Regions from separate parts of the Homo sapiens genome. Here region 1 is linked to region 2. Evidence: read pairs that join two places in POLR2A ChIA-PET (ENCODE). Cell type or tissue: Caco-2. All regions are shown on one strand.

Region 1 (4,000 bases), 510 kb before region 2:
CCATCTTATTTCCCTTCCCTTCTATTCTTTCCCATGTATTTCTTTTGCCTAAAAGAATATTGGTATGATTCTCATTTGCTACTTTGAGTATATAACTCCATCAGACTTTCCAGAGTTCTTCAGGGATGGAGCTCAAAGTTTACATTTTTCCATATATGTCTTTTTTTTTCTTGACCTTTTTCCACCCTGTAATTTCCCCTTGACTTACCCACTGCCCTCCCCAATCTGCAACAGTGACAGTTTGCTGCCTCAAAACAGAGCATTCAAATGAATTCGCTTAGCCAATAACTTCTGTGAAGTTGCCTTTTCTAATGGTGTTATTACTCAGTGATGCACAAATGTGGTATTTGCCCTACTGGTAGGCAAACAAAGGTCTGGTTAAGAATGGTAACCTGCTGTTTTCTTTAAAGGAGAGCCAAAGACTTGTGCTTTACTCTGTTTTGGTTTTGGGGGAAGTAGTAGCCATTTTGATCATGAAACCTTTTAGTATTTGTGAGTTGATTGTACTGTGTAAGTAGATTTATCTAAAGTTAACTGTTAAAGTTAGCTAGCCTTATAAAATGTAAAAGTAATGAAAATTCATCAGTTTCTCTAAGCCAGTGAATGTCGTCTTTTGTAATATTGTGTATAAGCATTTGTGCCCACCCCAGCTTCTGCTATCACTGTGGTCAAGTCATGGGTCTGAGTAAAAGAATTCTTGAGTATGTGACTGGTGAGAAATAACTAACTATAGTCAGTACATGTACAGATTGTTAAAATTCAAGACAAAATACTTTCACTAAAAAAAAGGATTCGTCTCAGTAAAGAAGTATTCAGTTGCTGTCACTTACATACAAATGGTGGTGGGTAGCAGTCTCACCATTTTTCTACTCTCTTTTTGCTCGTTTTAAATAATTGAGTAAAGGTTTTATTTGTAAAATCTATCTGTAAAAAGCACCTGTAACGATTTATATGTCATTGAAAGGAATGGCCCAGTTACTTTTTAGGAGAGATTAATAACCTACCTGGAAATTAACTGCAGTGTTTACTTAGATTTTTTCCCCCTAATAAGAGTCTAAGTGTGTTAAATTTTTAACTGATGATATGGTTACAGTGTTGCAAGGTGATCTCTTCCCCTGAAAAATCTGCCTATCCTTTTAAGAAAAATTAGACCTACTAAACTAAAGCAAATTTTACTTTCATCATTAGCACCTAAACAAGCAAGCAGTCTACTACTGTCATCATTTTACCTGAGTGCCCATTTTGCTGATCCACATTCATACCTTTCTACCTTGGACAGCTATGATTTTTATATTTATTTGTTGCTTCAGCTCAGGTTTATGAAATTTTCCTGCTGAAATGACTTATTGGGAGTTGTAGGTTGATTATAGTTACTATTAAACATTTTCTCAATTTAGCTTTTCTGAGCCACTTCAAGAAGAAAGCTGTTTTTGTCAAAAGGTACTATTAATTGTAGCAAGTAAATCTTAAGATTTGAATTTTTAAGATTTTATTTCTGTGTTCACTAAAGATCTTTCCACAAGTAATAGATTATAATTGATAAGTAATACTAGCTATAGTGTTAATAAAGAGTAAGACTATCACCACCAGGAATAAGTAACACCTTTTAATAATAAATCTATTCCTAATAGGTATGTTTTCAATACTGCACTGAACAAAGTGGGTAAAGAGCCCTTTGAAATCTTATTGTAATAAAGGGACTTACCTCACCACTGGAATCCTTGTTTTCAGAGCCTCTGGATTTTCAGCCAAACACTGAATTTCTCCTAAACTTTATCCCTGAAACATCCCTAGAGAACGAACTTTATTTTCACAAGAAAATAAGGCACAATAAGGGGGAAGAACTTAAACCTCAACATAATATCGTGTCCAAAAATGTGTATTTAGAAAAATAAAATCCTGTGGAGTTTGTTATCCTAATGTTTATTTTATACTAGATAAGGTGACTTGTTTTCTTGTATTGAGGTCTTACTGTTTCAGATTTGTTTTTGTTTCTGTTCTAACTCTAAGCAGACAGAGCTCACAAGTCTTTGGCATCCATTTTAGGTTGTACACTCAGAGTCATCTTATAACTGGAAACTGTCAGGTGGTCCCCCACCCCAGTGAGTGTATGAAAGAGTCAAGAAAAAGATTGGAAACAAACTATTGGGTGAATAATTGGTTGCTCTATTATTATTATTATTATTATTTGCCTTTTTTTAATCACCATTTATTTGTGTAATCTTTCTCCATTGATTGGCTGTCATTCTTATAATATCTGAACTACCCCATAAAATAATTCTCTGACTTAAAGGCATTTAGCTTTTGCTTATCGTTTTTACATCCTCTATTCAACTAAGACACTGTCTTGAGAGTTATTTTTTCCAGATGGATCGTTGGCCTAAATTTTCACACTTCTCCCCTGTTCATCCTTTTTCCTCTTCCCTGCTTCCTGGGAATAAAAGGAACTTTTTTAAAAAAATTAATTAGTCCACAGGTCTCATTATCTTTCTTTATGATTAATCTATGACTTTTTGGTACAAGAACAATGGAAAAAGTGAATTAAGGTAATGAACAAAACCTTTCACCCACTTAAACATTTTCCAGTTTTGAGATTCCTCTTCGTGTTTGTGGTGTCTTCCCCTTGTTACCCCTTCTGCCCTTTTTCTCTGACTATGGTAATTTGGTCTTTAGGCTCATATCAGTCTCCCCGAGACATTCTGCAGTCATTATCACCTTTTTGGGTGGATTTTATTTTGTTTTATTTTGTTTTTTTTAAAAAAATAACTTTTTAACATTGGTGCATATTTGCTTGGGATAGAGCTTGTGTAATTTACCAATCGTATTGATTGTAAGTGATTGTGCCCTGCAGAGGTATATTTAACAAGACAAAAATAATCTTGGTTAATAAAGGAGCCCATGAGATTTGAGTCAGGTTGTAAGTGAAATCACTTACACTTTTGGATAGAATTTATACTCCTGCTCTTATAAATCAGTGGTAGACTTACCATTTTTTAAAGTTTTCTTGCATTTTTTTGTTTTTTTATTGCCACAGCTCCCTATTCTTTCTTGCCTGCCTCCACCCCCCTGTTCAGGAAAAAAAAAAATTGAGCCTTAAAGTGACAGCTGATTTTTTAATTGCTGAATTTTGTGAAATTTTACTTTTTCCAAGTGTTTCCAACTTTAAAAAGAGAAGTGAAGACAAATAGGTTGGAATGGTGAAGACAAATGGATTGGAATTTCACAGGCTGTGAATAATTCCTTAGGATCTGGCAAACCGTGAAGTCTTATTTGAAGACCTTATCTCCTGAGAGTTCTTTTGGAGTAGGAAAAAGAACCCTATTTGAAATAGACCGTTTTTCTCTTGTTTTTAATCTGTTTAATATTTCTGATTTTTAAGCAGCTTTCAAAACAAGTGTGGTGGAAAAAAAGAAATAGTAGTAGGAAGATGTTTAGGGCAGCAGAACTCTGGGTCTAAATAAGTACATGTTCCCACTTGTTGCCGATTTTTGAGAGTACTAGGGCCATCTTTCTCAATTTTGTATTATTTGTGTGCATGTTTATATCAAAGATGCCCATTTTGTTAAAATGCTATTTCCTTTATTACCTTGGAAACTGACTCAGCCTCATGTTGCTCCTAATTAGTGTTTAAGGCTCCCATGAGTTGCAGATAAAATGATTTATTTTAACAAGTAGAAGGAGGTGATTCACCTTTTGGATTGTAAATATATGAAAATGTCTACAAGGTCTTTATCTGCTTTCTGTCAGCATTTATATTAAATGATAAATTAATGAGGAACGTGTGTATTTTGTAAATGAGTGTGTGCCATCTTATTCTAATCTTGAGATTACTTTCTTACACGTTTTTAATGGAGGGGGCTTTTTTAGGTGAAAAATAAAGAAATGGCTAATCTGCATGAGCAAACACATACTTGGAGTAGCCAATTTTGTGTGGACATCACAGGAATTAGTCCAATCTTAAATAAGCTACAGTCATATTCCTTCATTTGTCACACAGTGA
Region 2 (4,000 bases):
GCCTTTAACGTTTCAAGTGCTAATCCATTGACCATGAGACCTAGGCCATTCACTATGATTATTGTATTGATTTTTTGTTGGTGCTGTGACAAATTACTACAAATGTAGTGGCTTAAACAATACAAATTTATTATCATACAGTTCTGAAGGTGACGAGTCCAGATTGGGTTTCACAGGGCTAAAATCAAGGCATCAGGAGGGCTGTGTTCCTCCTGCATGGCGTTTTTCTTTGTCTTCAGAGCCTACAGTATAGCATCTTCCAGTCTCTCTCTCTCTCTGACTGTCTTGCATCCCCCTTATAAGAACCCATGGGAGCTGTGCGCAGTGGCTCACGCCTGTAATCCTAACACTTTGGGAGGCTGATGCAGGAGGATCATTTGAGCCCAAGAGTTTGACAGCAGCCCTGGCAACATAGCGAGACCTTGTCTCTACAAAAAAATGAAAAAATCTGCTGGGTGTGGTGGTGCGTACCTGTAGTCCCAGCTACTCGGGGCCGAGGTGGGAGAATTGCTTGAGCCCGGGAGGTTGAGGCTGCCGTGAGCTGTGTTGTGTCACTGCACTCTAGCCTGGGTGACAGAGCAAGACCCTGTCTCAAAGTAAAATAAAAATTTAAAAAATGAACCCATGGGATTACATTGGGCCCACTGAATAGTCCAGAATAACCTCTGTATTTAAAAGTCCTTTATTTAATCATAGTTGCAAAGTCCCTTTGACCATGTAAAGCAGCACATTTACAGGTTCTGGGGATTAGAATGTTAAAGCTCAGAAAACAACACTCCTAAGTATGGCATTTTGACATGCTGAGTATTTTGAACTAAAGAAGCAGCCATGGAAACAAGGTATCTCTGACCACCTCCTGTCCGCTGTCTCTTGCCTATCTGCCTCTCCTGAAGCACAGGGAGAAAATTTTTCTGAAGTTCCCATATCTGACAAAGGGAAGCACTTTTTCTGAAGTTTCCATATCTGACTAAGGGAAGCTCCTCCAGAAGGAAGCAACTGACTTGAGCCCCACTCCCTATAATCTCATCAAACAGGGAAGACTGACTCGCAGGAAGGAACGTTAGAGTTGACGCCACACCCAGAGCCCAGACGAACTTTGTTTCAGGTTATTATCTGAGTATATAAACTTCTATTGATACAGCATGTTGGATTATTGGGTACTCACTTTCCTGTGATGCTCCATGCACTTGATAAGTCTATATGCCTTTTCTCCAGTTAATCAGTCTATTATCAGTTCATTTTGAAGACTCAAACCTCAACAGGGGAGAGAAAGAGTTCTTTTGTCCCAGTAAGGACTTTCACATCTTTTGGGGACCATATCCACATAACTGAGGCCAGAATGTGTGAAAAATTCATCAAGAGATTTACAAGGAATGAATGCAGGTTGTAGAATGTGGGAACAGTCCATGGTTTGGTCACAGTGTCCAGGCTCAGCCTCCTCGCTCTAGTTCATAGAACCACCTGGAACACACAAAGGCTGTGTGTGCATTAACCATTTACTCTATCATGTTTCTTTCTTGAACAGGGCTGCATTTTTAACTGCCTGATGTCCTTTTCTGTCTGTTTTTATGATTGCTGGCTCCTCCAGCTGTGTCCCAAACAGATTCATTGACTTTGCTTCTAAATCTGCTCTTCTTCCCCATATCACTAGTTATGTTAATGGCTTTGCCATCTTCCTAGAGCCAGATTTCAACCTCATTATTTACCTCATCTAACATGCAATTATTTGCTAAATCCTGGGGATTCCATTTCCACAGGAGCTTTTCAATCTATCCTTTCTTCCCTATTCCCAGTGCTATTCTCTTATTTCAGGCCTCAAGTTGCTATTTGTGGATTATGAAATAGTCTTTCTAAATGACCCCCTAGCCAGTCTCCATAGCTTGTTTTTCCTTTTCTGTCAATGGTCACACAGAAACAGCTATTCTTATGGAGCACTCTAAGTCAGTAATACCCTTAACCTTCAAACCACTCCCTGAGCTGCACTGAGCCAAGTGTAAGCCAGAAGGCAGAAGTTCAAATTCACAACCTATAAAAAAATACCAAGACATCATCGAAAATCAAATCCACAGGGAACTTTTGTACCCAATTAAAAGAAAGGAAAGGACTCAGATTAGCTGCAGGGTCATATGTGGCTGGGTGGAATATTGACAATTCCTGGGACAGTGGAGGAAAGGCTAGGAGTCATTGCATGACTCAATGCTCAACCTCTCCTTTGAAAAACTTGAATATTTAAAGAATAAGAAATATTTAAAGAATCTCTGATTGAAGGTGTGCCACCTTATTGCATGCCTGAAAATCCACCTGTCTGGTCGCATTCTTCAGATGAAGCAACTGAGGCTCAGAGGATTTAAGTAATTTGCCTGAGGTCATGTAGACAGTAAGTGGCAGAATTGGAATTCTGTTTTAGGAATTCAAAGTTTCATATTCTTTCCACTGTATGACCTGGTTTCATCCACATTTGCAACTTCATTTTCCATTCTTTTCTTTTTATCTTAATGTTGCAGTAAAACCAAATTCCTCACTCTTTTTTGTGGGACCTGGAACTTTTCCACCTTTATATCTTTTCTCATGTGGTTCCCTCTGCCTAGAATGGCCCAGAACCTATCTTAAGCCGTGAAAATTGTACCCTTGAAAATCCAGCATCAACAGCATTGCTTCCAGGAAGGGAACAGACAGTTTCTCTCTGGCTTTAATGCACCCCTTTCATAAGAACTCATAGAATCACATTGGGCCCACCGGCCCACAAAGATCCCTACTTTGAAGTGATAAGCACTAGTAGCAGCTCATAGCTTGTTTATGGCTGTTTCCAGTTTGTGCCTTTCGTTATAGATAGTCATGCATAGGTCTTCCTCTTTTAGTGAACACATTGTTCACGAGGGAAGAGCTGTGTTTGATTCATCTTTATGCTTCCCATAGAGTCTTGCCCATGAGAAGCACTCAAAATACGTGTGGACTAAAGAAGCAAGTAAAGAGAAGAAATACTTTGTCTAGAATTGCCTATTTCTTTCTGGTGTGGTCTGAATGTGTTCCCCCAAGTTCATATGTTAAAACTTAATCACCAATGTGATAGTATTAAGACGACAGGCCTAAGTCCTGAGAGCAGAGCCTTCCTGGATGGAATTAGGGTCCTTACAAAAGAGCTTGAGGGAGTGTTTGTTCTTTTCTGTTCTTCTGCCATGAGGATACAGCATTCACCCCCCTTTTTGCCCTTCTGTCCCTCCCACCATGTCAGGACACAGTGCGTAAGGTACCTCCTTGGAAGCAGAGACCAGGCCGTTTCCAGCCACCAAACCTGCTGGCACCTTGATCTTGGATTTCCCAGCCTCCAGAACTGTGAGAAATAAATTTTTTATTGTTTACAAATTACCCAGTCTCAGGTATTTTGTTACAGTGGCATAAACAGATGAAGACACTCTCTAATTATAAAGGAATTGCCAAGGATAATATTAAAGGCAGACATAGAAGATAGGCATAGTTTTGGTTCACTTTGCTTCCGTGTCTTTGTACAAATTGTTACTTCTCCATCACCGGTGGGATGTTCTCCTTCCTACCCCATATGCTTCCACCAGTTCACAGCTACCAGTTTCTTCAAGACCTGGCTCAAAGCCTAGTCCTTCCTAGGGGACTTCTTTCCTGAGTCCAGACCACTGCAGTTGCCCCTTTATCCAGTGGTCACAAGGCATCCACACAGGCTGACAGTTGCTACCTGATCATCATCACCAGTCATCAAGCTGTTATTGCATACTTGGTATATGAAAGGCTCTATGTCATGTGCTGTGGGGGAGGGAGGGAGAGCTTTGCAGAGGAAGTGGGATTCAAGCAGGGTCTTGAAGGCTGTGTTTTAATTAAAGAGGTGGAAAAGAAGGGGAATAAAATAATGGACAACATTGAAGATCAACTTCTACTCTTCTTGTTATTGGCTATATAATTTTGAGAAAAATCTTTTAATCCCTGTGGAAATCCATTTTCTCATATGTAAGGTGGGAGTAATAAAATCTAT

The links. Peaks named below come from ENCODE experiments on the same cell type or tissue, not always from the same donor. Only the 100,000 strongest peaks of a DNase experiment are listed, where the experiment ranks them.
Region 1: POLR2A ChIA-PET joins it to region 2 with 7 read pairs; 2 of 35 experiments call an interaction of 5 or more read pairs at or near these places.

What each region holds. Positions count from the first base shown.
Region 1 is chr1:173,930,992-173,934,991 of GRCh38, reverse strand. RC3H1 (ring finger and CCCH-type domains 1) reads left to right here. Exons shown (of 20, transcript NM_172071.4): 20 at 1-3,908. Among named protein-coding and RNA genes, the nearest start is that of SERPINC1, 16 kb to the right of the region's middle. In Caco-2, no CTCF peak of the experiment used is centred here; no DNase peak of the experiment used is centred here.
Region 2 is chr1:173,423,207-173,427,206 of GRCh38, reverse strand. All of the region lies in intron 1 of PRDX6-AS1 (PRDX6 antisense RNA 1), which reads left to right. All of the region lies in intron 2 of LOC100506023 (a long non-coding RNA gene), which reads left to right. It also overlaps a transcript of TNFSF4 not described here. Among named protein-coding and RNA genes, the nearest start is that of PRDX6-AS1, 36 kb to the left of the region's middle. In Caco-2, no CTCF peak of the experiment used is centred here; a DNase peak (open chromatin) is centred at 2,166.